Linked DNA regions of Homo sapiens: all the other regions are linked to region 1. A link is a loop called in an ENCODE intact Hi-C map of the cell type or tissue named here. Cell type or tissue: B cell. All regions are shown on one strand. Links, peaks and the distances in the headings refer to the core of each region. The heading gives the core; the rest is flanking DNA. Region 1 overlaps LOC124903162. Region 2 has its middle 17 kb from the start of FOXO1. Region 3 overlaps LOC107984569 (a long non-coding RNA gene). Region 4 overlaps FOXO1 (forkhead box O1). Region 5 overlaps LINC00598 (long intergenic non-protein coding RNA 598). Region 6 overlaps LINC00598 (long intergenic non-protein coding RNA 598).

What was found. A loop is a pair of places that touch in the nucleus more often than their neighbours do. Peaks named below come from ENCODE experiments on the same cell type or tissue, not always from the same donor. Only the 100,000 strongest peaks of a DNase experiment are listed, where the experiment ranks them.
Region 2: a loop joins it to region 1, with 3 times the contacts of the local background. A loop is called at or near these places in 3 of 110 quality-filtered maps.
Region 3: a loop joins it to region 1, with 8 times the contacts of the local background. A loop is called at or near these places in 4 of 110 quality-filtered maps.
Region 4: it touches region 1 in a loop (2.3-fold over the local background); 2 of 110 quality-filtered maps call a loop at or near these places.
Region 5: it touches region 1 in a loop (2.5-fold over the local background); 3 of 110 quality-filtered maps call a loop at or near these places.
Region 6: it touches region 1 in a loop (9-fold over the local background); 3 of 110 quality-filtered maps call a loop at or near these places.

What each region holds. Positions count from the first base shown.
Region 1 is chr13:40,125,541-40,130,814 of GRCh38, reverse strand. All of the region lies in intron 1 of LOC124903162, which reads left to right. Among named protein-coding and RNA genes, the nearest start is that of LINC00332, 54 kb to the left of the region's middle. In B cell, for the core only: no CTCF peak of the experiment used is centred there; DNase peaks (open chromatin) are centred at 3,154, 3,724 and 4,264; H3K4me3 peaks cover 1,923 bases; H3K27ac peaks cover 1,974 bases.
Region 2 is chr13:40,681,149-40,686,422 of GRCh38, reverse strand. No RefSeq gene overlaps it. Among named protein-coding and RNA genes, the nearest start is that of FOXO1, 17 kb to the right of the region's middle. RefSeq lists enhancers at 4,220-4,984, 4,985-5,274. In B cell, for the core only: CTCF peaks have their summits at 3,052 and 3,254 (motif pointing right); a DNase peak (open chromatin) is centred at 3,362.
Region 3 is chr13:40,066,101-40,071,374 of GRCh38, reverse strand. LOC107984569 (a long non-coding RNA gene) reads left to right here. Exons shown (of 3, transcript XR_001749970.1): 3 at 569-690. Among named protein-coding and RNA genes, the nearest start is that of LINC00332, 110 kb to the left of the region's middle. In B cell, for the core only: CTCF peaks have their summits at 1,773 and 1,977 (motif pointing left); a DNase peak (open chromatin) is centred at 1,984.
Region 4 is chr13:40,587,475-40,592,748 of GRCh38, reverse strand. The region is part of intron 1 of FOXO1 (forkhead box O1); the gene reads left to right. Among named protein-coding and RNA genes, the nearest start is that of FOXO1, 77 kb to the left of the region's middle. RefSeq lists enhancers at 2,731-2,970, 2,981-3,040. In B cell, for the core only: no CTCF peak of the experiment used is centred there; a DNase peak (open chromatin) is centred at 2,928; H3K4me3 peaks cover 1,667 bases; H3K27ac peaks cover 4,000 bases.
Region 5 is chr13:40,431,011-40,436,284 of GRCh38, reverse strand. All of the region lies in intron 6 of LINC00598 (long intergenic non-protein coding RNA 598), which reads left to right. Among named protein-coding and RNA genes, the nearest start is that of LINC00598, 47 kb to the left of the region's middle. In B cell, for the core only: no CTCF peak of the experiment used is centred there; DNase peaks (open chromatin) are centred at 1,081, 2,514, 3,060, 4,084 and 1 weaker place; H3K4me3 peaks cover 1,932 bases; H3K27ac peaks cover 4,000 bases.
Region 6 is chr13:40,443,451-40,448,724 of GRCh38, reverse strand. All of the region lies in intron 6 of LINC00598 (long intergenic non-protein coding RNA 598), which reads left to right. Among named protein-coding and RNA genes, the nearest start is that of LINC00598, 35 kb to the left of the region's middle. RefSeq lists enhancers at 2,460-3,065, 2,875-3,174. In B cell, for the core only: CTCF peaks have their summits at 1,210 and 1,516; DNase peaks (open chromatin) are centred at 2,254 and 3,004; H3K4me3 peaks cover 816 bases; H3K27ac peaks cover 2,460 bases.

The sequences.
Region 1 (5,274 bases), core at 815-4,814:
CAGTTATTTTCCCAGGACATGTGAGCTGAAATTACTTGCCCTAGTTGATGAACTCAGTTTTTCAACTTTGCAAGGGATTACACAGATGCGCCCTAGCATCAAAGAGTATTGTTGGTAAAAACATTACATATGACAATGATAGGGGATGGCCAACCTAGCCACTACTTCTTGAAGCCAAATGAGTGTGAAAGCCTAAGAGTAGAGAATTCGCCTCCTATGGGGAAAGGAGCTTAACAAAGGGGTTAGGAGTGCAGGTTTGGAACCAAATTCTGACTCCACTACAGTTTCATCACCTGTAAATTAGGGGTAATATCACTACTATATAAGATTATTGTAAGGATTGAGTGTGCTGCTGTGTGCTAGTGTTTAGCACAGTGCCTGGCACAGAGTATGTGCTCATTAAAAGCTATTTTTTATTGCCCATTTCTTTCTCCTACTTCTCTTTATTTCATTCACTCATTATCATCCTCTTTACTGTCATTTGCTTGAGAACATGCAGGGTCATCTCATAACAACTGTAAATTTACATCACTTGTGAGGAGGCATAACCACAGGATTCCATATCTACAGAATCAGGGTAATCTGACTTTAGGAAGGAATGATGAGCTCCCCTTAGCTTCCTTAATATTTGAGAGCTGAGGCCAGTGTGGTTATGCTTGTTCTCCAAATGTTATTCACCCATCAATTCAATTCTCCATATTTTTTTCTATCATTTGTTAAGCTCCAACCATGCTTCGAATTTAAAGCCAAGGCAGTTCTACCAGTGAAGACTGGATCATCTGCTGAGCTGGAGAGAGCTGGTGGCTCTTTCAGGGCCAGGTCACAGAAGCACAGGTCAGAAATTGAGGCAGGAGAATAGGGCCTGGAGGCAGGGAACCTAAAGCTGATTCACTCTGACTTTCTAGAACTAAATCAAAAGGAAAACCCTAACTATCCACACCCAAGTAACAAAAGGACCAGAGGCTACTCCCTTTGCAACGCTCCCCTTTTCTGTGTGGCAGAAATTGAAAGTACCTCTGATTGGTCCCCTCCCACAACCAATCAGGCTGGTCGCAGGCCAAGTCTTCATTTACATAGGAGTATAACTTTGTAACTTCATTTCAGCTTCTGATTGGTTGCTTCCTGCAACTAATCAGATGCTTGATAGGGCGTAACGTTGTAACTTTGCTTCAGCCTCTGATTGGTCCTCTCCTGCAACCAATCAAACTGGTAGTGGGCCACTACTTCATTTACATAGGGTATATACCAAGTAACCAATGGGAAACCACTAGAAGGTATTTAATCCCCTGAAAATTCTGTGACTGTGATCTCAGCTGCTTGCTCGGCCCGCTCCCACCCTGTGGAGTGTACTTTCGTTTTCAATAAATCTCTGCTTTTGTTGTTTCATTCTTTTTTTGCTTTGTTTGAGCATTTTGTCCAATTCTTTGTTCAGGATGCCAATAACCTGGGCACCCTCCACTGGCAACAAAATGACCAAAATAATTTACAGCTGGGCTTGGGGATGGACCATCTAAAGAGCACATGGCACCAGAGGGCCAGGTGGTGAAATAAGAAACAGGATTGTTGTTAGTGTGAGTCACAAAGGTAGAGCTGTGGTCAGAACCAGAAGGCATAGCCATGGCCTTGCATCCCCATAGGCCAGAGGAGGTTTGCCCTTATCTGTTTGCCCTCTTGTCAGAGGTCCAAATGGGGCAGCAAGTACAGGTAGGGATATGGTGAGGGTGGATGTCACAGCTCAAGACCTCAGTCATGGAGGCTAAGGCAACAGGCACCTCAGTGTTGCAATCTAAGCTCTTAGACACAGGCCAGTGCAGAATCTGGGATAGGTGAGTGGTTCACTCTGCTCCCCACCACACACTGGGGAATGGTTGTGCCCTGTGTCGGGGGCATCACACCTCTAACCTCCAGGCAGGCCCAAGCCAGCAGATGCAGGTGGTTGCTTCTTTTCCAGGCAAACACTGTCATTCAGAGACTGGGGCTTACAGCAGAGGACCCTAAAGGAAATCATACTAGCTTTCAAATGCCCTAATTTATTATCGACCTGCCTAAGAAATGAGAGGTAAATGTAAACCAATACAAGGTTCAAGTTGAAAATCTTTTGATTTCTAAACTACAAGAGTTACTGACCCATTAATCAACTCTGTTGATCAGCAAAGGCTCTTTGACCCCAGGAACCAATCACCACAGCTGCAGGTAATCTCTGTGTGGCCAAACATCCATCCTCTTATCTTCTGCTAAATCTTTTGGTGGTGTGCACCTGTGCAATGAGGTAAACTACATTCTTTGCAATTTGTCCAGCTTAAACCAGTTCTTGCTGTAGGTGAATGTTGATTAAAAATCTACCTTGCATGAATTGTTAATGGTGTGCTATTGGGGAGAGTGGAAAATACTCTGAAACGCATCTCTGTGAAGAGATGAATTAAGTAAGCAGCATAATGAAAAGAGCATTGAGTTAGGATTCAGAGACCTTAATTCCAGTCTTGGCTCTATTAACTAGACTATAATCTGGATTGGCCTCAGTGTTATTGACTGTTAAATAGGGATCGTACTTTCACTGTCACAATGATCTGATGAGATAATGCAGGTAGAAGGATTTTGGAAACCAAAAAGTACTTAATTCTTTCATTCAAAAGTATTTGCTAATAGCAGCATGTTTGCTAACTAAACGTAGCAGGCCAGGAGAGGGCAAACAAAGAGGATGAACAGAGCTGGCATCATCTGGGACTCCATGCCAACTAGAGGATGAAGCTGGGCCTCAACTTTTATGAGAGAAGGAAGCATAGTGGGGAGGCCTAGAGAGAGGAGCAGGGTCTGGAGCCTGGGAGATAAACTGAGGCGGGAAGGAAGAGGCAGCTGCCTCAGGTTCAACAGGCAAAGATTATATCCAGGAAGCCAGACTGCAGGGACCAGAAACTACAGCCAGGAGCCTGAAAACAGAAGATGAGAGGTTCAGGAAGGGGGACCTGGGAAGAAATGGCCAGTAACCCCAGCTGCTATTCTGCATCAACAATCAGCAGTCTGAATGGAGAACAAGCACTTTCAAAGTTTCTTCCCCTTTCCAGACCAGTTGAACAAATGGCCACAAAAGCAAGCTCTAAGAAGCATGAAATGAAATAGTAGTTCTCAAACTTGAGTGCACATCAGGAACTCCTGAAGGGCTTCTGAAGACACAGGTGGCTGGGCCCCACCTCCAAGGTGTCTGATTCTGGAGGTCTGAGGTGGAGCCCTCCTCTGGAGTATTTGCATGTCTAATAAGTCCCCAGGTGCTGCTCATCTGTAGGGCCTGGGGAAGACACTTAGAGAACCCAACAAATTGCATCAGTGACTGTGAATTCCTAACCCAGGAGAGAAAAGGTAAGCAGAGGGAGCATGTGAGGAGCACCCTGGCTCCCTTCCTTCAACCTGCCTTCTGCAGCTCTTCTCACCTGGTTCCAGTGCAGGCTCAGACCCACCCAAGGAAGGGTCCCAGGCCAAGAGCCCTGGTATGGATTGCACTGCTGCTGCCTTCTCCATCTCACCTTGATTTGGGGCATGGGCAGATTAACTCTTCACCAGAACACCTGGTGCCCTTTCTGCTTTGCCTCGAAAGACACAGGTTTAGAACTTCCACTTACGGACACAAAGTTTGGGGGTATTTTTTTTTGTTTGGAATATTGCAAGTGGGAAGATCGTGGGCTGTGCCATGTTAAATCTCTTCTCTGATGCTTTGTCTGCCTGCCTTCTAGAGTTCCATGTTCTCGCTTTCTATGATTCTTCTGCAGTAATGGTGCAACTTAAACTGGGGGATGTTGGGGTCAGTTTAATATCCATTCTGGCAAACTTTGCATAGTTTTAGCAGTGTGAGAGATCATGCATGTAACTTCTTCCTTCCCCACCCCTCACTTCCTGTCCCCACCCTAAGAATACACCCAGAGGCTTACATTCTTCATTCATTATTTTCTAAATGCTTTGGTGGTGAAGAGAAAAAGACTAAGTAGAATAAAAGAAGTGAACTGCTACTGAGGCCCAGAGGAGGGAGTGGGGATGGGCATGACTGGGACATAGAAGTTTCTCTAAACTGGTATTTCCAAACTTTGGCTACTCATTAGACTCACCTGGGAGCTTTTTATAACCACTGATGCTGAGGACATGGAATTCTGATTTAGTTGATCTGGGGCCGGGGCCTTTGCATTGGAAAATTTGAATCTCCCTGGGGGATTCTAATGTGCAGCCAAGCCTGAGGGATTCTGTTTGCAACCAATTTTATTAACAACACCTGGCTGCTGAGCACAGCTGCATTTTTGTTCAACTCCCTTTTAACAACCACAAGCCACCTATAGAGTAAAAGTCCATGCTGCAAACCTCTAAATTTAGACAGGTAAGAACCGAAACCTCCTCTAGATATCTTGAGACTAAGTGGGATGGCTCATGCCTCTAATCCTAGCACCGCAGGAGGCCAAGGTGGGCAGATCGCTTGAGCTCAGGAGTTTGAGACCAGCCTGGGCAGTATGGCGACGTCCCATCTCTACAAAAAATACAAAAATTAGCCAAGCGTGATGGCATGTGTCTGTGGTCCCAGCTACTTGGGGGGCTGAGGCAGGAGAATTGCTTGAACCTGGGAGGTCAAAGCTGCAGTGAGCGGTGATAGCACTACTGCACTACTCCAGTCTGGGTGACAAAGTGAGACACTGTCTCAAAAAAAAAAAAAAAAAAAAAAAAAAAAAAAAAAAAAAGGACTAAATGGGAAAGATTTTAAAAAATGCAAGTTCAGAGAGAGCAGCAACAAAATCCCAGGCTGGGGAAAAAAAGAGACTGAGACCAATTCAGGGACATGAGCCAAAGAAGGTGTCAGAGCCAAGAAAGCAAACTTCCAGGATCAGGGATGAATAAAGCTTGATTCTAAAGCCAGTTGTGTATGTCCCGTGTTCTGGGCCAGTCCTGGGTGGGTGAGACTCAATTCACCTGGGGTGTTCACAGCCAGGATATAAAATATGGGAAGCTAGAAGGGTCTTCAAAGGAAGGAGATAAAAAGTAAAGAGTGCGGAGAAAATAATTTGTTTTCTATGATATTCCATAACCAGTTCCACTGTGTTTTATTCACCAAATCAAATATTTTTGATGTTTTATAGATACAGCCTGAGACTATGGGACTCCAAGCACAAACATTCTCTTAGAGCAGTAATTCTCAGACTGTAATAGCGCAAATGAATTCCCTGGGGATCCTGTTGAAAAACAGGTTGATTCTAATTCCATAGACCTGGGGTGGGGCCTGAAGGGCTTGAGATTCTGCATCTC
Region 2 (5,274 bases), core at 859-4,858, 560 kb before region 1:
GTACTTCAAATGCTTCTCCTCCAATTAATTTTAAAAGCAAAATTAGGATTAAAAAAAAGGATGAGGCTGGCATGGTGGCTCATGCCTGTAATCCCAGCACTTTGGGAAGTCGAGGCAGGTGGATCACCTGAGGTCAGGAGTTTGAGACCAGCCTGGCTAACATGGTGAAACCCCATCTCTACCAAAAATACAAAAATTAGCCAGTCTCAGAACCTGGTCTCAAATAAATAAATAAATATTTAAAAATTAAATACAATTTAAAAAGTGTTACTATGTGCAAATTGATGTTGAAAATTATACTGCTGCTTAAAGCAGTGGTTGCTTTATTTGGGACAATTTTTGTTTCCATTTAATCCATAATCATTCTAGTCCCAGTTCTTACACTCCTCCTTACCACTGGCCCTGCTTGCCTTAGTTCCCTTCCATCCACTGATCTCATGTGGCATGATATGTTTGTCTGTTATCCTTATAGAAAACTTGGGTTTTATCATAATAGCTATTCATCAGTCACCTTCTATTGTTATTCTAATTGTTCATGGAAATTCAAAGCATAATATTTCTTTAAAGATTGATCCATTCCCAGTGCCTACTTCTTTCCTTTATCTCAAGTGAAACAAAGATTCTAGTTTTAGACTAATAAGAAAAATGCGCCAGGTGCGGTGGCTCACATCTGTAAGCCCAGCACTTTGGGAGACTGAGGCAGGTGGATCATGAGGTCAAGAGATCGAGACCATCCTGGCCAACATGGTGAAACCCTGTCTCTACTAAAAATACAAAAATTAGGTCTGGGCGCGGTGGCTCACGTCTGTAATCCCAGCATTTTGGGAGGCCAAGGCGGGCGGATCACGAGATCAGGAGATCGAGACCATCCTGGCTACATGGTGAAACCCCGTCTCCACTAAAAAAAAAAAAACACACACACACAAAAAATTAGCTGGGTGTGGTGGCAGGCGCTTGTAGTCCCAGCTACTCGGGAGGCTGAGGCAGGAGAATGGCTTGAACCATTGCAAATGGCAGGGTTTGCAGTGAGCCGAGATCGCGACACTGCACTCCAGCCTGGGCAACAGAGTGAGACTCCGTCTCAAAAAAAAAAAAAAAAAAAAAAATTAGCCAGTCGTGGTGGCGCGTGCCTGTAGTCCCAGCTACTCGCGTGCCTGAGGCAGAAGAATTGCTTGAACCCAGGAGGAAAAAAAAAAAAAAGATAGCTTTAGGCCAGGCATGGTGGCTCAAGCTTATAATCCCAGCACTTTGGGAGGCCGAGGCAGGTGGATCATGAGGTCAGGAGTTCGAGACCAGCCTGGCCAACATGGTGAAACCCGGTCTCTACTAAAAATACAAAAATTAGCTGGGCATGGTGGCAGGAGCCTGTAATCCCAGCTACTCGGGAGGCTGAGGCAGGAGAATCATTTGAACTTGGGAGGCAGAGGTTGCAGTGAGCCGAGATCACACCATTGCACTCCATTCTGGGCAACAGGGCGGGATTCTGTCAAAGAAAAGAAAAGAAAAGACAGAAAGAAAGGAAGGAAGGGAGGGAAAGAAGCAAGCAAGCAAGCAAGCAAGCAAGCAAGCAAGCAAGCAAGCTTCAACCAGCCCAGGAAGTTTTAAAAAAATTAGCCCGGCATGGTGCAACACACCTGTAGTCCCAGCTACTTGGGAGGCGGAGGTGGGAGGGTCACTTGAGACCGGGAGGTCAAGGTAGCAGTTAGCCTGATTTTGCCACTGCACTCCAGCCTGGGCGACAGAGCGAGACTCCGTCTCAAAAAAAAAAAAAAAAAAAAAAAAATTAATTAATTAATTAATTAATTAAAAGAAAGATGCTTCAGAGAGAGTGAGAATATCTAAGAGAAATTCTCTCTTAATAAGTATCTTTAGAAAGTTTCCCCAAATTATGCAACTGATAAACTTTTTTTCCCCCAGCAAAGCTCAATATTAGAACAAAAGATGCAGACAAGTCAGATACCTAATGTTAAAAGATGCCTGTATAATGAACAATAATGAAAATAGTGGCCAGGCACAGTGGCTCACTCCTGTAATCCTGGCACCTTGGGAGGCAGAGGCAGGCAGATCACTTGAGACCGGGAGTTCGAGACCAGCCTGGCCAACATGGTGAAACCCCATCTCTACTAAAAATATTAAAATAAATAAAAATTTTAAAAAACAAAGCAAATGGCTGGGTGCAGTGGCTCATGCCTGTAATCCCAGGACTTTGGAAGGCCAAAGTGGGTGGATCACCTAAGGCCAAGAGTTCGAGACCAGCCTGACCAATATGGTGAAACCCCGTCTCTACTAAAAATACAAAAATTAAAATTAGCTGGGTGTGATGGCAGGCGCCTATAGTCCCAGCTACTTGGGAGGCTGAGACAGGAGAATTGCTTGATCACGGGAGGTAAAGGTTGCAGTGAGCCAAGATCACGCCACTGTTCTCCAGCCTGGGCAAGAGAGAGACCCCGTCTCAAAAAAAAAAAAAAAAAAAAGGTAAAGTATTTATGTTACCTTAAGATATTATAAAAATGAAACTGCAGGGCACGGTGGCTCACGCCTGTAATCCCAGCACTTTGGGAGGCCGAGGCGGGAGGACTGCCTGAGCTCAGGAGTTCGAGACCAGCCTGGGCAACACGGTGAAACCCCATCTCTACTAAAGTACAAAAAATTAGTCAGGCGTAGCAGTGTGCGCCTGTAATCCCAGCTACTCAGGAGGCTGAGGCAAGACAATTGCTTGAACCTGGGAGGTGGAGGTTGCAGTGAGACGAGATCACGCCACTGCACTCCAGCCTGGGCGACAGAGCGAGACTGCATCTCAAAAAAAAAAAAAAGAAAGAAAAAGAAAAAAATTTTGGCTGGGCGAAGTGGCTCACCTCTGTAATCCCACCACTTTGGGAGGCCAAGGCAGGTGGATTACGAGGTCAGAAGTTCAAGACCAGCCCGGCCAACATGGTGAAACCCCATCTCTACTAAAAATACAAAAATTAGCTGGGTGTGGTGGCACGTGCCTGTGATCCCAGGTACTTGGGAGGCTGAGGCAGAATTGCTTGAACCTGGGAGGTAGAGGTTGCGGTGAGCCAAGGTCATGCCACTGCACTCCAGCCTGGGCTACAGAGCGAGACTCCATCTCAAAAAAATAAAAATAAAAATAAGACAAATGTTAAAGGCACATAAAAGGCTCTTTTTTTTTTTGACTTTTCTGAATTTTATTACCTTTTCTCTAAAAGTTAACTTTTTTGCAAATGGCTATTAATGTCATATACCAGTAGAGGGCGATAAAACATTACTTTTTAGTATTATCTTAAAACTACTTTTACCAGAGTGGAAAAAGAATTTTTGGATAACTTTTCTTTTGCCCCTTCACAAAAGAAAACGATCGAAGACACTAGCAAGATGGAGAAACATAGTTCAATGGGAAGATCAAAAGTAACAGACAGATTACCATGACCTAAATTTGCAGAAGGGAGAATCATCATCTGTGTAAAAACTATAGTGACAGCTCTGTTTAGATTGGTTTATGTCTCAGGGAGACCGCCTTTTGTGCTAGCTCTCTGACACTGCATAACAACTGTGGGCAATTACGTATGGAAATCCTTCAAGCTGAAACAAATTGCAAAACTTAAGTGCACTTAGTCTGTTGTACCTTTTGTGGATCTAGAATACGTAACTTTAAAAATCTAGATTGTAATAGCTTCTAGATAGATGACAGTTTGGGCGTGAACCATTTAGCCATCCACTTGTGGTATGGCAGGAGTATATGGTGAGGAGTGGCCAGCTAACATTCTCAGGGGTCGGGGTGCCATGTTTACGTGGGCAGGCTTGATTCCTGGAAGCCGAGCTCATTTACCAGAAGAGCAGCCAATACCATGAATAAATCTGGTCCTGAAAAAGTAAATGCTCTGTTTCTTGGATTATTTATTTATATCAGATGGAGGGGGACAAGAAAGCTTATGCCTTTCCCTGTGGCCATGCAGCGCATGTGAGAATGTGCACTATGGCCGGCGCGGTGGCTCACGCCTGTAATCCCAGCACTTTGGGAGGCCGAGGCAGGTGGATCACCTGAGGTCAGGGGTTTGAGACCAGCCTGGCCAACATGGTGAAACCACATCTCTACTAAAAATACAAAAAAAAAATTAGCCAGGCATGGTTGGGGGCGGGTGCCTGTAATCCCAGCTACTTGGGAGACTGAGGCAGGAGAATTGCTTGAACTCGGGAGATGGAGGTTGCAGTGAGCCCAGATCATGCCATTACACTCCAGCCTGGGCGACAAAAGTGAAACTCTGTCTCAAAAAAATGTAAAAAAAAAAAAAAAAGAGAGAGAGATAGAATGTGCACTGTATTTAGCCTAGCCTGTGGCATTTTGTTTTGCAAATTTTAGTAGTATGGAAGTAAACTATCAGCATAAGAAAAAAGAAAATTCCTATGGCTCTGAATATGTTAGGATTTCTATCAAACACAGGGCCCAGCCCAGCCAGTTCCCAGTGGGGTAGGCTCGGCCCTTGGTCCCTACCAACACATTGACTGCTCTCCCCACAAGGTGATTTCACTGCACTGGACACAAGATGAGATGGTTTAGATGCTGGCACTGGAGCAGCTGCAGTAATGTGAGCTGAAAGGAATGCAGTTGTATGTCGAGAGTGCCAATTTCCAAAGCAGGTTCTTGAAAGGCTGTTTCTCTTCGTATGGTGAGGGACCTGTGCTGTTATCAAGACTAGGAAGGAAGGAGATTCATTAAATGTCATCATCAGCCTGAACAGGTGGTTGGCAAAGGAACGGAAAGCACGGAGATGAAGTTTTAGAGATCGGGGTGATTGCTGGCAACTAACATTATCAACTGTGATTCCAAGAGGCCCCAACTGTGGGAGGCCTGGAGGAAGCCACAGAGGTTATCTGGAGGGCCAGAGCTTACAATCTGGTTGGACTGGATCCAGCTGAATCCATCTGAGGCCAGCTCCAGGAAAGGCAGGTCTGGTATCAAGATGTACAGCAGACCATGGTGGGTGGGGAGCTCAAATTGTACTTACGGGCAACTGGGTGTGGGGAGGAGGGTTGTATGGCTCTGCAAGCATAGACCAGATCCTATGGCTATCCCCACATGAGATAGCGGGAGGATATCCTATGGGAGTTAGCCATAGGATCTGGTCTAAGCTTAACTTGAATTTCAATAGGCTGCCTTTTCTTTTCAATGAGCCCTCCTCACGAATACTTTGCATCCAAAAACTTTCTCCTTCTAATGTTCTAAGGGCTGCCAGCTGCCTCGGGCAGGCTCTCCAGAAGCCTAGGGAAGAGATA
Region 3 (5,274 bases), core at 388-4,387, 59 kb after region 1:
GCTCTGAGTACTCACATATATTGGCACATTTCTTTAAGGAGTTCAGCATAATTGTGATGGGTGTGCAAGATTGCCACTTGCTAGCAGAGTGACCCTGGGCAAGTTACTGAAGCACTTTGGCCTCAGTTTCATAATCTGTAATATGGGAGTAATAACTGAGATAATTTCATAGGGTTGTTGCACAGATCATCTGAGTTAATATCTATCATGCCTTTGGAACAGTGCTGCATACATGATTGCTCAGTAAGTACTGGCTTGTGTTTGTATTTATCCTAAGATCACCTCTCAAGTCATTGGGGGAAATCAAGATTTGAACTCAGACTGCCTGGCTCAAGACCCTGTGTCTCTAATCACTATTTATTTTGAATGAGTTACTAAATAAGTGAAGAAATAACCCAAAGTCATACGGTCAGATAGTGACAGAATCCAGATCTCCTGTCCCTCACCCCACAATTCTAACACTAGACCCCTACTGAGTTGCCACAAGTGCACAGATCCAGGTTGTCTGGGAGGGAGGCAGGAAGTTGCTGCTGTACACATGGGTCTCACACTCCTCCTTCCTCCTCAGATTACACCTCCTTCCCAGGCTGCGGAGGCTGGTGGTGCCAGTGCACGCAGGTAGAAGCCAACATCTTCTCCATGGGAGCAGATTAATGGTAAAGGACTGTACTCTTCAACTCATGCAGAGAAAAATGAATGGACTGAGCAGAACAATAATAATAAGTGACATTTGAAGAGCACTTTCCAGTTGACAAAGCCCTTTCACATCCATTGTCTCACTTGACCACTGGAGCAACCCTGTGATGTAGGTTATTATTTCCGGTTTTGAAGATGAGGCAACCTGAACACAAGGATGTCACGTGACTTGTCCACGTTTGCAGGGTGGGCAAACCCTGGAGCCCAGGCTTGCACTGGAATCCCCTGACTCCAGATCCCAAGTTCCTTCCTTAACAAAATATTTGACTCAGTACACTGAGAGAACTTTGCCCCTGGCCTCAGAAAAAGTAGCTCATGGTATCTCCCAGTGTAGAGTCTGATCTGCTTAGGAAAGTAAGTTTGAACCTTCCTGAAGGCAGAGGTATGGACGAGATGACCCAGACCTCATCTAAAGCCAGGCAGCTTTGTGATTCCCTTCCAGGATTTTATGAAAGAAATAAAATTATTCACTTGGAATGTTTGCTACCAGAAATGTCAGAGAAGCTGTAAAGGGCCATTTATTTGGGACCTTCTAACCATGTGTTATGGTAGAAAATTTGAGAGAAGGAACAGGCCATTAGGAAAATTATTTTATTCACTTCAACTATTATTGTCTTGTTCTGATAATATTCTATTTGAAAACTTGCATTCATAGCACTCTTTCACATAAAATCGTGTTCTCTGGGTCCTTCCCACCTCATCATGCTTCTTTCTCTCACATGTATAGAGATTGTTTTTCATTTTGAACCCAGTTGCTTCCTCTTTGATGCTGTAGAAAATCACCCTTCTGGGCGTGTGGCATAATGACTTCCATGGCAATGGGCTGAAGTTACAGACAAGCCATTACGTGAGCACGACAGGCTGAGCAGAGAGACCAGAGCCAGTTCTTTTAAAACTGCTGTCCTTGATAATAGCAGGACAGAGGTAGAAAATTACTGGCATTATAAATTGCTTTTTCGATAAAGGTTTTGACTCTGTCTTTTAAAAAGCTGTGCCACACGGGGAAAATCTCTCTGCATTTTTAATTGTAGATAATTTTGTGTAAGAAAAACCTCCCCATGAAAATGGTCTAATGAAATGTGCTTCGTTTGACTTTGGCAAAGCTCCATGTCATTCTAAACGAGTGCATAAAAACAGACACAAACAATATTTGCTATTACCTAAAAGTGTAAGAGATAATTTACATCAAAAGCAAAAGAGGAGATTGAGAATTGGAGAGTGGTCCCTAAAGCAGAGCTCCCACTTCTACACGCACGCATAAAAGAGCAGGAATAAAGGAAGTGTGGTGTACTGCCACCCAGCGGTGAGTCAGGGAAGACTGAGGACTACCATGACCCCTCAGTGTCCAGAGCCCAACCTAGGTAGACAAAAACCAGGGCAAAAAGAAACAAGGCCCCAGTCCTGCTAAAGGAGAAGACATGTTCTAAAGTTTATGCTTTACTCAAAGAATGCCATCTCAGAATCTTGTTAATGCTTATCTTAGGCATAATTCTAACATGCATAACTTTCAAACCCATCAGGAGATCGAAACCATCCTGGCCAACATGGTGAAAACCGGTCTCTACTAAAAATACAAAAATTAGCTGGGCATGGTGGCGCGTGCCTGTAGTCCCAGCTACCCAGGAGGCTGAGGCAGGAGAATCGCTTGAATCCGGGAGGCGGAGGCTGTAGTGAGCCAAGATCACACCACTGCAGTCCAGCCTGGGCAACAGAGTGAGACTCCATCTAAAAAAAAAAAAAAAAAAAAAAAAAAAGAAGAAGCAAGTAAATAGAATGGAAAGAGGAAAGGAAGGCCTATTGCATGTAGGCTTCTCTGTGTAAGCAGTACGGTGCATCCCGTAGAGGACAATGGTGGACTCCTTAGAGTCAAGTGTCTCTGTGCCTTTTACTAGCTGGGGAACTTGCTCAAGTCATATCACCTCATTGTACTTCATTTTCCTCATCTGAAAAATTAGCATGATAATTGTACTACCTACCTCATAGAACTGTTTTTGAGGATTAAAGAAGAAATTCGTAGAAATAGGGCAGTTCCTGATACTTAGTATGCATTCAGTGTCAGCCATGAGCATTTTAGAAATATAGAAGCTCAAATCCATTAAGGACTAAATCCTGGTTGTTATTTAAATTATTCATTTGTTCATTCAATTCACATTTATTAAGCACATATTATGAGCCAGGTAATGAATAGCCGCTGTGTAAATAAATATCAATAAGCGACTGCCCTTCCCATCTAGGAACTCAGACATGCAAGCAAAATTTACATCAATGGTGGGAAGTGCTGGAGGAGCATTTACGTGGGAACACAGACCCTATCCCTGGAGAGGTCAGGATGGCTTCCTAGGGGTGACGTTCAAGGGGGTGCATGGGAGGTGAGGAGGGGGAGTGCATTCCAGAGGAGGATGCAACATGTTTAAACAAAGGCTCAGATGGAGGGAGAGCTGGTGATTTTGCTCCTCAGGGTGTAAGGGGTTCTGAGAGGGGAGTTGAGGCTGAAGAGGCAGGCGGGGCCAGTGCTGGAAGGCCCTTGCCTGTGCAGCTAAATCCTTAGGTTTGCTCCACGGTGTTCAAACTTCTTCAGCATTACATATATTTTTCCCCAACAAAATCTCATGGAAAACTCCAGCATATGAAAAAAAAATAAAAGCAGCATTTTGTTAACAGACATTTAGTTTGTAAGTTCAAATTTATGACGGTTACAGAATGAATCAATAAGATCAATAAAGAAGTATTAATTAATACAACATTTTGGGCATATGTGTGACAAACCCAACTTCCATTTTATATATATGTATATATTTATATATATTTCTAATTATATACTATTGAGAATATTCTGATTCACTCTGAGAACTAGTTGCAAAAAGTAGTTTTTAAAAGAAAAAAAAAAAACTCAGTTTGCAATCTCTAAATGCCCTTAACTGTTCTGGAAGTTTAAAAGGGCAATAGTAAGACATTTTTACTTTAAATTTGAATTATCATCTATCAACGTCTTACATTTCTTATCATAAATAGAAAAGTCAGATGAGAAGCACCATAATCTTAAAACCATAACACATCATTATCGACGTGTGGCCTGGTTCCTGCCCACTTGTCATAGTCTGGCTGTTAGCTAGGATGAGACTGTGTACTGAGATATTACACCCAAGCCTTACCTGGCCTATGAGTGAGGAAAGCGTCTTAGTCTGTTTATGCTGCTGTGACAAAATACCTAAGACTGGGTAATTTTCACAGTTTTGGAGCCTTGGAAGTCCAATAAAGGTGCCAGTGGGCTCAGTGTCTGGTGAGGGCTCGGTCACTGCTTCTAAGATGGTGCCTTGTTACTGCGTCCTCTGGAGGGAAAAAATACTGTGTCCTCACATGGTGGAAGGTGAAAGGGTTAAAAACAAACAAACAAACAAACAAACAAACAACAAAAAAACCCTAGCTAGTTCCCTTCAGCACTTTTGTAAGATTGCTAATCTCATTCATGAGGTCTCTATACTCATGACTTAATCACCTCCGAAAAGCCCTACCTTTGAATATCATAACATTGGGGTTGAAGTTCCAACATGAGAGTTTTGGAGAAGACACAAACATTGAAAGCACAGCAGAAGGCCGTGCATGTGAGCTCTGGGGGCCAGAGAGTGCTTTACACTGAGCAGCCAGCATGAGGCAGGTTGGCAGGTTTCTCAACAAATGGCAGCAGATTTTTTTAAAAGGTTTATTATTGTTGTTATTATTACTATAGGTTCAAGTGAAAAAGTCAGTAGGTAGTTGGACATAAAATCATATGTGAGCTTTGATGGCTGACATCACATTTTATTCATTTCCCTGTGTCCATTGCCCAGCTCGGGGCCTGTTACCTGGCAGGTTCTCCATCAATGTTCGTTGAATGAACTGAAGTTTAGGAGAGAGTGTTGACCTCAGGAGCTGGAGCTGAGCATTTCCAGAGTGTGATGTTTAATATTGAGTGTCAACTTCATTGGATTGAAGGATGCAAAGTATTGATCCTGGGTGTGTCTGTGAGGGTGTTGCCAAAGGAGATTAACATTGGAGTCAGTGGGCTGGGAGAGGCAGACCCACCCTCAATCTGGGTGGGCACCATCTAAGCGGCTGCCAAAGTGGCTAGAATAAAGCAGGCAGGGGAAGATGGAATAGTAGACTTGCTGAGTCTTCCAGTCTTCTTCCTTCCTTCCTTCCCTCCTTCCCTCCCTCCCTCCCTCTGTCCCTTCTTTCTTTCTTTCTCTCTCTCTCTTTCTTCTTTCTTTCTTTCCTCTCTCTCTCTCTCTCTCTTTCTTTCTCTCTCTCTCTCTCTTTCTCTCTTTCTTTCTCCTTTCTTTCAACGGAGTTTTGCTCTTGTTGCCCAGGCTGAAGTGCAGGCTGAAGGTTTGATCTTGGCTCACTGCAACCTCTGCCTCCTGGGTTCAAGTGATTCTGCCTCGGCCTCCTGTGTAGCTGGGATTACAGGCACGCGCCACCATGCCCAGCTGATTTTTGTGTGTGTGTGTGTGTGTGTATTTTTAGTAGAGACAGGGTTTCACTATGTTGGCCAGGCTGGTCTCGAATTCCTGACCTTAGGTGATCCACCCACCTTGGCCT
Region 4 (5,274 bases), core at 595-4,594, 460 kb before region 1:
GAAACTGGAAAAAGTGAGGGAGTAATTTAAATTCTGTTTTAGTTATTAAAAGTCTGGTTTCCTGACTGTGCTAAGTATTGCAGAAAGACAAAGTGTGAGACAAAATATTTAGATCTTCAGGAGCTTACATTCAAGACAAGGTTAACCTGATGCTGTAGTTCTGGTTGTGTTCCTCCAAGAGGCAGGAGAGGAGAATTGGAGATATTCAGAACATGTTTGGGAGGAATGTAGTAATCAGGGCACCCTTCTGGTTTAAGTTGTCTTTTCTGCTTCGCTGCTATTCAGAAAGTGAAAAGCTTTGTTCTGGAACTTTGAGATATAGATGGGTCTTTTGCTTTTAATAATTTAAGGTAACTCCTTCAAAGATATTGCAGGTCTAGTTCACAAAACAAATTGTACAGTGAGCTGAGAGCAACTTTCTCTGTCCTGAGTTTTGATGAAGTTGTTTTTTTTAAATCATGATCAGGATACAGGTCCTCAATTAGTTTGTCTGGAATTTAGTAAGCGGAGTGCTGGAGATTGGAGATCAGAGTAGCATGAAGATTGAATAAGATGGGGATTGCACATTCTGGTTTACCCAGTTTGGAAGAGTAATGCATAGGTAATATACAGGTTGTGTTGATGGGTGAGGATACAGATGTCACAGTTTGTGAGAATTCAAGTGTAGTGATTTATTTCATTTAATCTACTGGCAGAGCTCTAATTTACTTATGGAGCTGTAGAAACAAAAAATTTCTAATAGGGCTGAGTGCGGTGGCTCACGTCTGTAATCTCAGCACTTTGGGAGGTCAAGGCGGGTGGATCACTTGAGGCCCGGAACTCGAGACCAGCCTGACCAACATCATGAGACCCTGTCTCTACTAAGAATGCAAAAATTAGCCTGGCGTGGTGGCACACAGCTGTAAAAATATCTCAGCTACTCAGGAGGCTGAGGTATGAGAATTGCTTGGACCTGGGAGGTGGAGGTTGCAGTGAGCCAAGATCGAGCCACCTCACTCTAGCCTGGGCGATAGAGTGAGACTCTGTCTCAAAAAATATATATATTTTTAGTAGTTTTTGCTATAGTTTTATGAAAGTAACAAGACTAGTAAAATTATAAAACAATTGGCCTTTATGGTCTAAAGCGTTCTTATTTATAGCCACCCAGAATGTATCATCTGCTAGTCTCCACTCTGCTGTCTGTCCTTTCCATCATCCCTCTTGGGCGCCCTACCTGGCTGGCCTGCCCAGTAAGTATGGCACCAGGTTTCCTGTTCTGGGCCTCTGGCTGCTTTGTACTTCTCCATTCCTGGAGGTCTCTGGACCTTCAGCTGCTCAAAATTCAATTGCACCAACTTTGACTGAAGTGCACTGCTGATGATCCTTCTCTTTGTGAGCCTTGCCTCTTCCCTATGAGCTACTTTCTGCCTAGACCTCCTCATGGTGCCGTGTCCAGAACGTGGGAGCCACCCGGCTAGGAAACTCAACACTGCTGCCCTCCTAGCAGTAGCAGCAAGCTACAGCTTGCCCCCTTTCAAGGTGTTTGACCCTGTTGGATTTCTCATTGCTCCCCTTCTTGCTTTGTATTTTTTTTGGCAGGAAGAGTCTCTTTTATTTCTGAGCTGATTTGCAGATCAGAAACGATGGACCTCTGTTGAACTCTGAAGCAGTCCTCCCTCTCCACTTGGGACTGCTAGTCCTCTTGCCTTTGGTATAAAGGGGTCCTCCATCTGTCCCCAGGCCCCATCCTCCGAGAGGCCTTCCAGAACCTGAGCATTGTGTTTTTCTTTTTCAATACTTTAGTACCTTAGAAACCAGAAAGTGATAAATGAGGAGAGTAGGTATGAAGTAGAAGAGGATTTTGATGGCCAGCTCGTAAAGTGTAGCGTTAAGTGAAACATTGTGATGTGAACAATTTGGTATTTTTGAAAGTCCTAATGCTACTTGTACCAGGTGAAATGTTTAAATCTCTCTCAAGCCCCTAGCATTTTGATATTCTTAAAAAAGAAAAAAAAAGCCACACAGAAGGCATTAGTCCAGCGTGGTATGTTATTGAAACTGGAACGATATTGCAGCATATCTCCACATCTCCCGTTGACGGCAAAGCTGAGCCAGTGAAACAGGTGTGAGCCTTTGAGACTGCTGGGATAACCCATGCTGTGGAGATGGAAAACTAAACTTTTGAGTGAGTTTTCTGGTTTATTGGGATTCATCCTTGGTATATCAGCAGTTGTGGTTTCAAGGTTCCATATTTTAGTTCTTGTTCCACTTGATGGAACACTTGACATCTATCCTCTTCTGTAACTCCGCAAGAGGGGCATTTGGTTAATGGTCATTTTGGAAAGAAAGCTATTTTGGGGACAGTAATTGCCTGGAGTCTTTATGTAAGAAGAGACCGAAGAGTCTTAGCAAGGAGAAGGTTTCTGTTTGCGGCATTTGGCCCATAGTATAGTACACATTCCTGTTGTGTTGTTTTGTTTGCATCATTGGGCTTAGATGTTATTAGATATTACTAGTCTAATCCAATTCCTTGTTCTTGGAGAATAGGTTTCTTGTTTATCTGAATGGCTTTTCTTTGCGTCACTATGCCAGAATAGTCATTCTTGGACAGAAATGATGGTTTTAAAATCTCTCTTACATTTTAAGACCTGCTCTAGGGGTTGTAAAATAGTACTGCTGTTATTGGGAGGAGTTGGGTAGGGGCCACAGCAGCAGGGAGAGAGAGGCTCCCATCGTACAAACTTGCAGACTTTTATTAAAACGTATTTATTGATTGCAAATTATGTCAACAGAGTGAGGCTTTGGTAACTCTTCAAGTTACTAGTGTTTCCTTCTTTGCATAGTTGTTTCCCATCACCCTTTAAACATCTGCTGCTTCTGGTCTTGTCCAGTCATGCTTGAGTGATCAGCCCCAGAAGTCTGACAGCTCTTCCTGTCTTGACTCAGGACAGTCCAGGACAGCTGAGCTCCCTGCACTGAAACAATGGGACTCCTGAAAACTGCTCTGCTGTTGACATGAGAAGCACATTTCCTCTTTCTTAACTTCCAGAAAGTTACTGTGGTGGCTTTGAAATTTGTTCTGAAACAATAAGCTCAAAGGATTCTGTTAATCTATTCTGATTAATTTAGGAGGCAGCAGCATTCATTATTTGACTTATGTTAGTGGTTAATTAACCAAAGTAGAACATGTTCACTTTTTATAAATTAAATGCTGATAGAGTAACAAAGACGAAATATTTTACAACACAGATCCTTGAATTTGACTCTGAAATATTCTGTTATTTTGCAGCAGTTTCCGGTTTTAGTGACACTTACATACTGTTTCTATTATTAGCAAGTTTTGAATTTAAGTAACTTGAAATGGATATGAAAGTTGTTTCTATAAATAATACAGACTGTACTCATGTGAGAGTTTTTTTTCTTTAATTTCATTGTTGGCCTTGATTGGGGAGAAGATTTATATTTTATGCCAGTCTTTTCTTGTTTAGAATTGGCAAGAATTGGATTGAGTTGTATTAAACTGTTTATGTGAATAGATAGTTACTTTTGAGATGTCTTTGAATGTAGAATATTCTTGCAGCCATTTCTTGATGGTCTGCCTTGACTGTCTTATGGACAGTTGGCATCAGTGACACTTTCATTTATTTACTTATTTATTTTTTTTTAGACAGAGTCTCGCTCTGTCGCCCAGGCTGGAATGCAGTCGTTCGATCTCAGGCTCACTGCAACCTCTGCCTGCTGGATTCAAGTGATTCTTGTGCCTCAGCCTCCAAAGTAGCCGGGATTACAGGCATGCACCACTATGCCTGGCTAATTTTTGCATTTTTAATAGAGATGGGGTTTTACCATGTTGGCCAGGCTGGTCTTGAACTCCTGACTTCCAGCAATCTGCCCACCTCGGCCTCCCAAAGTGCTGGGATTACAGGAGTGAGTCATCACTCCTGGTCAATCAGTGACACTTTTAAATCACTTGTGTCCTTGACTCTTTTTATGTTGTCTTTATGAGGGACAGGCCCTTTATTCTACCAAGGAGACCTCCATAGTTGCTCATTCTGAATTCTTTCAGGAAGATTTGGTTGAGGGTTGTTCATTAGGCTGGGGCCTCTGCCGGGGTGGGTTGAGATTAGATGGATAACAGGAAAATAATCATAGTGCTTCCCAGCCCCTGTAAGTGAGGGGTCTTCTTAGGATAACTTTTTGGCTTGGAGTAAATGTCCCCCCCAAAATCTTAAACTCAGTTTAAGGGTGAAAACTTAAATATAATTTGTTCCTGGACTTTGGGATTCTGTGAACATTTGTTTGCTTCTGTTAGTGATGGTTATGGAGGGTTTAACCGCCCACATTTTCACTACCTTTTTAGCCCAATAAATGGAAAAAGAAAAGGTAGGCAGGGAATTTTGTTCCACTTAAAACATCAGTTGGCCTGTTCGGATTCAGGTGACTCAAGGTTTGGTAATGAAGCTAGAGAAGTCTTGTGCAGATACACTCAAACTTCCTGACTGTGCAGTTCAGGGAATTGTAAGTAGAGCCTGAGCAAGGAACACCTTGATTGTTGGAGAGGAAAGGTGGAAGATGAGCACTCCCTAATCCTCCTCTACTCAGTTTCTTTAGGGTTAAATGGGCATTTATTTAAATGTAGGATTCTGCTTGCCTGAACTCCCAAGGTTCTGTTAATTGAATTGAATCCTTTCTATCCTGGGCTTCCTCCCGCACCATAGCAGATGTGAGGATATGGAGCATAATGCAGTAGTGCTCTGTACTCTGTGTTATGCAATTTGAAAAGTGCCGTTCTAGCCCGAAAATGTTAGTGCATTGACTCTCTTTCACATGAAAGGCCTTAAAGTTTACCCCTGGAAGTCAACCTAGGGTGGCACAGAGGCAGAGACCCATTACCACCATCAACCCTCTGGCCCTTTTAAAAGGTGGGGAGAGGCTACTGTGAACACTGAAGACAGCACTTTAGTTGGATGGACTTCATAATTAATGTCTCATTAAGTGAAGACTTCCGTTTCATTTGGCTTTCCAGACCATTCGGTAGAAATGCAGAGGAATGGAGGGAGAACAGTGCATCTCAGTTGGCAGGCAGGAAGAGCAGATGTGGAAGAAGCAACAAAGATTTTCTCCAAGCACTTGAGCCGTGCTTTAGGTATAGATGGACTGTCTTTGGGGCCATCCTAGTAATCAACATGGTTAATGGCAGCTTCTCTCTCTGTCCTTGAGTCTTTTAGCAAAAATAAGTTTTTATTTGACTCCTCAAGCAAGGGTACCCAGCCTTGGAGAGGAGATGAAATTAAG
Region 5 (5,274 bases), core at 876-4,875, 310 kb before region 1:
TGATATGAATAACATTGGCAAACTGAGGGAGGTGAAACCCTGAGAAGCCAAAATCTGAAACAGGATTAACCTATAGGTGCCAGCTGTCAGAGGTCATCAGGCTGTCCCTTTTGTGCCGCTGTGTGCGTCCAGCGAGTCTCACTCCAAGCTCATCTTTGGTTTCTGCTCTCTTGTCTTCACGGGGTCTCTGCAGTCCCTCACCGCCTTTCATAAAGGCTCTGTGGAGTTCTCTCAGCCCCAGCTACCTCTTTCACACCTGTATGCCAGGTGGGCACAGGCCTTATGGATTGAGGAGACTTTTTGCCAAAGTTGACTTCATGGTATACACGTTAAAGAAATGTTGGTAAGTATTATGTACAAAAAAGTTTTCTGTGTTCCAGTATATTTGGAGAAAACTAGGTTACACAGTTATAAGGATTCTTTACTGTGGGTCTTTCCAGAATTTTGAATATATCAATTTGCTTTGTGACTTTCTAAAAGGGAAATAGAATATGCATTGCTTCCCAAACTAACTAGGCAACTGAATTTTTCTTTCATAGAACACCTTGGTACCCATGTTCCCTGGAACACTCTTTGGGAAATGCTGACCTTGGGGGTCTTCTTATTTATCCTGAATTCTATTCTAACTTGCTTCTGTGTAGGATTTTTCTTTCTTTCAAGAAAATCAGGAATTCATTCAAGAGCAATTTTGACTGGATGGGGGTGCTAAATGAAAACTTCACTCTTTAAGGGAATCTATCCATCGCCCTACTATAGTCAATCTACCTATTATACTAAAGGAAATAGGTCAACAACCAAGCAAAATTAATCTGCTCTTTACTTTTAGAAAAGGCTGGGGGCCTCTCCTTATGGTACAATTCCACTACAGGGCCTGGTCGTTTATTCATTGATGCAGCAAACAGTTTCTGACTTTCTGCAATATGCAGGAAAAGAATACACATCTTGGCTTTCTCAGAAACAGCAGGGTCTCCTTGACAGTAGGACCACGTTGTGGTCCCAATACTGCATACATTGCCCTGTATATATGGTGCTGAATACACATGTGTGGAATCGAAACAAGCACTTAACATATGCAGGCTCTATGCTAAGTTCTGGTTCACCTCCTTCTGATTTCCTGCAGGTCAAGAAGAAAGCTAAACTAAGGGTGAGGAGAGGAAGGACTGCTAACAGAGGAGAAGAGACATTTTCTTGAACCATATCTAGCAAACCAGAAAAAGAAAGTCAATGTTTTCCTGCTTCAGGCAACTCACTTTTATCTGCTCAAAGTGTATTTGAGAATGCAAACAGCTAGTGCAGTTAATTTTTCAGAGTGCTCAGAGCTTCAGTTTCCAAATACTGCTGTATGTACCTGGATAGTTTGAACAGAGCTGGTGAACAGGTCACAGTGGCTCAGGGATGGAGGGGATGCAGTTTGCTCTTTCTTGGTCACTGCCCAGCTCATGCCTGGAGAAACGTGCTTAGGCCATTGCCACTGTCATCATTTGAACTTTTTCCCTCTCTTGCTGCTGAAGAGGGTATCAAGGGAGAAGTCATCATTGGCGAAATGGGTGTGGGCAGATGTAGATAACATCTCAGCTATTTATGCTCTAAGGATGGCCAAGGGTTACTTGGTTAGTTGTGTACTTTGCTGCCAGTAACATTAAAGAACCAGAGTTTACCTTGTCCACAGAGCAAGCTTTTGGTTTTGTGGGTTCAGGGATGCACATCTCTTCTGTTGAAACAACAAGGTCTATCTAAGCTGCAAGGTGATTTTCAGGGTCAGCCTCAGCTTCTTATTGATGGTACAATGCTGAGGGGAGCCTGACCCTTTCATAGCTTTAGTAGTTGGTTTTTTTTGTTTGTTTGTTTTTGAGACAGAGTCTCACTCTGTTGCCCAGGCTGGAGTGCAGTGGCATGATCTCAGCTCACCACAACCTCCTTTCCCAAGGTTCAAGCAATTCTCTTGCCTTAGCCTCCTGAGTAGCTGGGATTACAGGCACCTGCCATTGCGCCCGGCTAATTTTTGTATTTTTAGTAGAGATGGGGTTTCACCATGTTGGCCAGGCTGGTCTCGAACTCCTGACTTTGTGATCCACCCACCTTGGCCTCCCAAAGTGCTGGGATTACAGGCATGAGCCACCATGCCTAGCCTTTAGTAGTTGTTGTAAGGACTCCATCTTTAGTAGTTGTTGACTTTTAGAGGTTGACTATATTGCTACATGTCAAAACATATCCACTAATACAGTGGTCCCCAACCATTTTGGCACCAGGGACTGGTTTCATGGAAGACAATTTTTTCCATGAACCGAGGGGAGGGTGAGGGGGATGGTTTCAGGATGAAACTGTTTCACCTCAGATCATCAGGCATTAGATTCTCATAAGGAGCATGGAAGCTAGCTCCCTCACATGCACAGTTCACAATAGGGTTCATACTTCTATGAGAATCTAATACTGCTGCTGATCTGACAGGAGGCAGAGCTCAGGCGGTAATGCTCGCTCATCTGCCGCTCACTTCCTGCTGTGCGGCCTGGTTCCTAACAAACCACAGACCAGTACCCATCTGTGGCCTGAGGGTTGGGGCCTCCTGCACTAATAGAAAGACTGTATCTCCTTTTGAATATTAATTTGTATCTTCTTTTGAATATTTAAAACACTTACTGATCATAGGGCCTGGCTTAAGAATGTTTTCAAATCTTAATTTTAGTTAATATACACAACTCCATATATTTTCATTTAAAACACAAATAATTTATGCCACAGCTTTTGTTGAGATGTGTGTTCTTTAGTCAAATTCAATCAAACACTGAATTCTTTTTTTTTTTTTTTTTTTGAGATGCAGTCTCAGTCTGTCACCCAGGCTGGAGTGCAATGGCACAATCTCGGCTCACTGCAACCTCCACCTCCCAGGTTCAACTGATTCTCCTGCCTCAGTCTCCCAAGTAGCTGGGACTGCAGGCGTGTGCCACCATGCCCGGCTAATTTTTGTCAAATACTGAATTCTTTAGCTCCTGTGACAACGATTGATTTGCTTTTCACCAAACCATGTTCCTCTTTTTCTCAGGCACATGGATGAAGTACGTTTCTCAAAAGGTAGAGCCCATGAGATTGACTTCCAGACAAAGGGATGTGGGCAGAAATGATGTGTGTGGTTTCCATGAAGGAACAATCTGCAAATGGCCCACCATGCCCTTCCCCTCCCACCTTCTTGATGAAGATGGGTACGACCACCATGAAAGCCCTGATTTGACACGGCAGAGCCACAGGGTGGAAAAAGGAGCCTGGGTCCCAAATCACTACTTAAGAGGCTTCCTATTAGGAATATTCATTTCAGACTTCATGTGTACAAGAAACAAACTTCTATCCTGTTTGAGCTGTTATATAGTTTTGGGCTTTTTGTTATAGTAGTTCATGCTACCTTAACTGCCATAGTCCCTGAGAATCTTAAGAAAACCGTCAGGCAGCACAACATGGTGGAAAGGTCATGCACTTTGGAGCACAACAGAATCGGGTTGGAGCCATGGCTTTGGTATTTATTGCTGAGTGACCTCTGACACGTTACTTAACTATTCTGAATCTCAGCTGGGACAGTGTCAGTGCAGATGACCAGAAAGTCCTGAGCTACCTGGTTTATAGTAGCTCGTGTGAGATTATTCCCTTCTTAAAAAAATCTCATTCTGTGGGGAAGCTGGTATGAACAGGATAGGAAGGGAGTAAGACATTTCATTCCCTCATCCCATCATGGCCAGTGGTCCAATAACTAGCTTAGGTTCTGGTTTGCTAAGAGGCCCGGATAAGATGAGAGTGAAAGTCATTCTTATATTAGAGTAGCTAAATCTGGTCTCATAGCAATGACTCTTACAGTTAAATGTGCCAAGAGTCATATTTATAATTACCATTGAATGAAAGCATCACTTGGTCCTACCCTGGAAAAAGAGGTGAAACATATTTCAGAAGAGAAAGGGAGTGGGGGCTTCACCAGCCACAGTTTGCATCTGAACAGATCTGCTTGCAGCTGGAGAGCTGTGATCTGAATATTACTGACTTAGACCAAAGGAAGCAACATTTCTGGCTGCAGACACAACCTTACCCTCCCTGGGGATGTCTGTTAAAGAGCCATTTTTGGCTTCTTCATTTACTGACATTCAAGGGTGGGTGGTTATGCTGGGCTAGCAAGTGTGAAATTCTTTCTCTTTTCAAGTCCTTGGGCATTTTTTTCTTTGGGGAGTTTCTTGCACTGTGATGTCTCCAAAGGACTCAATTAAGTGGCCCATTTTGGGAAGGGAGAACTGAGGAGTGGGGAATTCACTTTCTCTGTTGAGAAGAATTCAACTAGCTCTGAGCACAGACACTTAAGATTTTAGACCGTAACTTGAGTAGATGTTGACTTACAGAGACTAGTTTAAATTGCTGAATGTCATAAAAAATATCTACCAGTAAAAAGATGGCAAATTGATTTGTTTTTTTTTTTTTTTGAATTTTTAACTTATTTTCTGCTCGTAGGGCCTGTCTTGATACTAAACTAGACTCAGAGAGAGATACCTTCCTGGTTTCAGGACTGGATTTTCCAGACAACTGTTTTAAATGCTGACTTTTCTGAAACAGGCACAAGTGGAAAACAGAGTCCTTTTTACTTTGGTTTTCACGTGCCTCTTACTTTGTAAGAATAGAGCTGAAATAGAGTTCATCCAGTATACTTGTGTCAGCTTTTAACAATGAGTAGAGAAGAATTGAAATTTAAATTAATATTTTAATGATGTTAAAGAAAAATGAATACACTTTTATTTCACAAAATCTATCTATTGGGATAATGTGAATGTGTTTTTGTATTATTTGGTATAGTCCATCTGGAATTTTCCAGGAAACTCAGGTTATCTAGGTCAATGGTAAAACTGCACAGCTTGGTAGAATGCTGCTGGAGAAGATTTTGTCTTCTTCTTTTTGTGTGTGAAATAATTGTTTATTCAAGAAAAGGGATGGATTCAATGCTGCTTTTTCCTTCCAGCTTTTTTGGGTCTCCAGATACAGGGGCAAAACTGATGTTTAGCAGTTCACAAATCTAGGACTACGAGGTGTAAGTGATATGGGACTTCTGATCAATGAGATAGCTTATTAGCACCCAAAGACCCAAGGAGTGGACATTGGTGTTGCCTTTGGTGTGCTAGTGATGCTGTTTGTCGTGGAAAGGTGTGTGAGCTTGCGGAGCATGTACCAGGTCAGCCTTAAGTGAAAGAGAATGGGCCTAGGTGGCCAAGGATCCTTATGCTCTGTTCATTCCTATCCTAGAGTTTTCTGTCC
Region 6 (5,274 bases), core at 874-4,873, 320 kb before region 1:
TTCTAATTTTTAAATTTCTTTACTTTGTGCTCCTATCCAACAAATGTGTATTCAGCTTCTGCTGCAATTCATAGCTATGATCAAGACACACAAGAACCTTGCTCCCATGGAGCTTACATTGTAGGGGTGCAGAGAAAGATGTTAAATCTACAAACAACTAGATGAGAGAGTGAGACATGCCATCAAGAAAATAAATCAGGCAGTGGAATAGAGTGAAGGAGGTGGAGAGGCTGTTGTTTAGCTTGGGTGGTCAGGAAGGGTGTGAAGGGGCATGGAGGAACTAAGGTTTGGTTGGAAAGAAGGAACCAGCCTTGCATGGATTGGGAGAAACCTCAAATAACGAGGCAGACTGTTCCAGGAATCTATGTGGACTGAATGTACTGACATCACCTCTATTCATTTGCTAGGGCTGCAGTAACAAAGTACAGTCGACCCCCCTTATCCATGGCTTTGCTTTCTTCAGTTTCAGCTACCCATGGTCAACTGTGGTCTGAAAATATTAATAGGGAAATTCCAGAAATAAACAATAAGTTTTAAATCATGTGCTACTCTCAGTAGCATGATGAAATAAATATCTTGCTGTCTCACCCCATCCAGCCTGGGACCGAATCCTCCCTTTGTCTTGTGAATCCAAGCTGTAGGCACTACCTGCCTGTGAGACGCTTAGAGGCTGGCTCTGTTATCAGATAGCCTGGCAGTATCACAGTGCTTGTGTTCAAGTCACCCTTATTTTACTTAATAATGGCCCTGATCTGCCAAAGGGAAGCCGTAAGGTGATTCCTTTAAGTGAAAAGGTGAAAGTTCTTGACTTAATAAGGAAAGAAACAAATAGTATGCTGAGGTTGCTAAGATCTATGGTAAGAACCAATCTTCTATTTGTGAAACGATAAAGATGGAAAAAGAAATTCAAGCTAGTTTTCGTGTCTCCCCTTGAACTGCAAAAATTACAGCCACAGTGCACGATAACTTTTATTACAGTATATTGTTCTATTTTATTGATATTGTTGTTAATCTCTTACTGCATGTAATTAATAAACTAAACTTTATAGATATGTATGTACAGGAAAAACATAGTATCTATAGGGTGTGGTACTAGCTGCAGTTTTAGGTATCCACTGGAGTTCTTGGAATGTATCCCTCTGGAAATTGATTGTTCCACAGTTCTGGAGGCTGGAAGTCCAGGATGAAGGTGTCGGCAGGGTTCCTTCCTTCCTTTCTTCTTTCCTTCCTTCCTTCCTTACTTCTTCCCTCCCTCGCTCCCTTACTTCTTCCCTCCCTCCCTCCCTTCTTTCTCCCTTTTTCTTTCTTTCTTTTTCTTTCTTTCTTTCTTTCTTTCTCTTTCTTTCTTTCTTTCCTTTCTTTCTTCCTTTCTTTCTTTCTCTCTTTCTTTTCTTTCTTTCTCTCTCTTTTTCTTTCTCTCTTTCTCCTTTCTTTCTTTCTTTCTTTCTTTCTTTCTTTCTTTCTTTCTTTCTTTCTTTCTTTCTGTCTTCTTCTTCTTTCTCTTTCTTGACGGAGTCTCACTTCATCAAGTCACTCTGTCACTCAGTTGCCCAGGCTGGAGGGCAGTGGCATGATTTTGGCTCCCTGCAACCTCTTTCTCCTGGGTTCAACTGATTCTCCTGCCTCAGCCTCCCAAGTAGCTGGGATTACAGGTATGCACCACCACACCTGACTAATTTTTGTATTTTTAGTAGAGACGGGGTTCCACCATGTGGGCCAGGCTGCTCTTGAACTCCTGACCTCAAGTGCTTCACCCACCTCAGCCTCCCAAAGTGCTAGGATTACAGGCATGAGCCACCACACCCTGCCAGGGTTGGTTTCTTCTAAGGGCTGTGAGGAAGAATCGGTTCCATGCCTCTTTCCCAGCTCCTGGGGATTTGCTGCAATTTTTGGCATTTCTTGGCTTGTAGATCTCTGCCCTCATCTTCACAGGATGTTCTCCCTGTGTTTCCAAATTTCCCTTTTTTATAAGGACACTGGTCATATTGGACTAGGTCCTACCCTAATGATTTCCTCTGTAAAGATCTTATCTCCAAATAAGATCACATTCTGAGGTACTGGGAGATAGTACTCCATCCAGCATATGTTTTTGGCGGGGACACACTTCAACCCATAACGTCACCACTCATGAATGCCCTGGAATGTCTGTGTTACATGTGCTCACAAAAGTTTGTTTGGTTTTTCTCTTCTCTTCCATTATGTAGAATACCCTAAGGTATTTGAATTACCCACTGTTCCTCTTAGATCATTCCCTCCCAGCTGATGGAGGAACTTGGGAAAAGCTGCCAACCAACTCAATATTTTGCCTCCCTTAACTGGGAGATCACATTACTATGGGCAAAGTGCTCTTCATGCAAATCTCCATGGGTTTGAGGAAGAGGTCTGTGAATTCCAAATATTCAAGAGGGCACTGGGCAAGTGGCCCTACCTTTTTTCTTTCTTTCTTTCTTTCTTTCTTTCTTTCTTTCTTTCTTTCTTTCTTTCTTTCTTTCTTTCTTTCTTTCTCTTTTTTTTTTTTTCTGAGACGGAGTTTTGTTCTGTCACCCAGGCTGGAGTGCAGTGGCGTGATCTTGGCTCACTGCAACCTCAGTTTCTGGGTTCAAGTGATTCTCCTGCTTAAGCCTCCCCAGTAGCTGGGATTACAGGCACCCACCACCATGCCCGGCTAATTTTTTATTTTATTTTTAGTAGAGACGGGGTTTCACCATGATGGCCAGGCTGGTCTCAAACTCCTGACCTCAGGTGATCCACCAGCCTTGGCCTCCCAAGTGGCCCTGCCTTTTTAAAATAAAAATATAAATATAGGCTTTATTTCCTCTTTGGAACGCTCTAATCAAAACAAACTGGGCCACGCATGGTCACAATAACAGGTGGCTCGGGAGGTCCCTTGTGGCTTGCTGGCTGCAGACCTGGCCTCGTAGAGCCCGGGAGGGAGTGACATTGGCCCCTCATGCAGCGGGGCAGCCAAGCGTGCCTGCAGCTGGCCGAGGCCAGCTCTTGACTCACAGAATGACTAACAACGGGGAAGCGTAGACAATGGCGAGAACAATGTGGGAGAGTTGTTGCTGGAAGGAAGTGAGACTTGTCAGGGCTTCCCCCCAGCTGCTCACAAGGTAGTGCTTGGTGAAGCATGCCTTTCTCCTCAAAGTCTAAACAGGATCAGTGAAAACGTAACCAGCCCTCATGAGCCTGTAATCTGGGATTACAGGTGTGAGCCACTGCACATGGCCTGCCCCACAGCTTCTATGATGAGCCCCTCACCCCGTTTATACCACTTAAGTCTTCTCCTGGCCAGAGGTGATGCCCACACTGGGCCAGGCTGGGTCCAAGTGTGGAGTCAGGTCATCTTTCCCGGAGGGATTTACACAGAAGAGCAGGGGTCACACCCAGGGACACTGGGATGGGACGTCTGGCCCAGAAGTGGCTTCTGAACTCAATGCCCCGTGGTCTCTGTCACTTGAAGTTCTGCAACTCTAAATCTCTATTTTTATATATTTCATTGATTAAAGGCAAGAAACACTTAACTTTTGTTGAGTTTGAATAGAAGTAACTGCCCTTATATTTAACAGTGAGTAAATGTACAACGTTCCTTTTGAAATGAGGTCTTCTCCATCCCACTCGATTTCCCATATGGGAGTGTTGAAGGAATCTAGAATTCACTGTCTTCACAGTCCCCTTCACCTTGCTCAGAATCTATGTTGAAATTTTTAAAGTCCATTTTCTGTGCTGATTAAACTTTCACATGTTAGCCTTTGAGGCAGATATGGCATTTTGGTAATGTGGTATACAGATTACTGAATAATTACATAAGCTCTGGACAGCCACATTTCCTAACATGCATGTGCCTCTTCTCACGGGGCCCAGGACAATACTTCCAACTAAACAATTCCAAGAAGTTTTATTCAAATAACACTCTCTCTGAAGAATTTCTCCTGTTTAATGGGAGCTAGGGGATATAATTAACTTGAACACTTGATTTGGAATAAGACAGTAGAGATTTTAGAAATTGAGGGATTTGAAATATCAAACTCACTCCTAGGATTTAGACCCAGACAAGAAAAAGCTTAAAAATAAAAACAACATTACAATTATTAAATTTATAGTCCAAATTTAGATATGTGTAATGAATAGTCACTTTTTTTCTTCTTATCTGGAGGCTGAACAATCCCGAGCTGGGATTTTTTTTTTCTTTAATATGAAAGAAAAGAAAAATTAGTGTCTGGGAATGAAGGGTACTTATGACCTTTCTCCAGCCTCCTGGAGTGATGTTTGGGGACCTTTGCTGAAGTAAGTAGAGTTATTCATGTTGAAGACAGCTCGAGAATGAAGCACACAATTACACGGGGAGAAGAGATAAGAGAAAAGAGATCCATTTATTATTAGAGTCAACCTTTAGAGAGTTGTTGTGCTTTTTGAATGAACTTATCAGTGACAAAAAGTTAAAGTGTAGAAGCAGAAGGCATTTATTCAGATGGTATCTTTCACATCGTGAAATAATGTTATAAAACACAGAGGGCTTGGGCCTGGGAATTTCTGAGCCTGTGTCAAGGTTTAATTATTGGATTTTTATCAAAAATCTGCTTTTTTCCTGATGGTTTCAGGCTTCAACTAATGAGAGATTATTTAAACGTGCTCTCACTGAGGGTGCCAAAAGCAAAATTTTCAGCTGGTTCTAAAACCATCTTTGAACGTGAACATGGTCCTACGGCAGCTACTTGGTTTGAAGTCCCTCCTTTCCAAGTGACAGCATTCACACAGCATTTACTGTGGACAGTTCCCTCTGCTTGGGGTACATCTATGCAAATGTGTGAGACTCCCTGGGCTGTGCCACCTTCCATAAACAGTCCCTGCTCACCCTTCCCCTGCAAGCACATCATTGGAAGTCACCAGATAACCAGAGGCCGACAAAGAGACAAAAGGCCTACCCTGACTGCAGCACTAGGTCCCTTGCTTATCCTACTCCTTCAACCAGGAACAGCACAGCCCCTTTCTTGGCATATGTTTTTTACTTTCATGAAACTGGCCCTAAATGATACACCAGGCACCCACTTGGGTTCAACTTCATGGTTCTCAGTAGAAGTGGAAAATATGAGGGGCTGTGTTCACGTCAGTTAATTCTGTGATGGGTGCTGTGAACTGGGTTTGTCCTCAGGGAATCAGGAAAGTGGCCACCCAATTCAAGTATCTTTTAACAAGATATATAGGCCTTCCAAGATCTCTAAGACATTCTAAGATCTATAGCACATTCTAACATTTTAAAGCACAAGGTTCTAG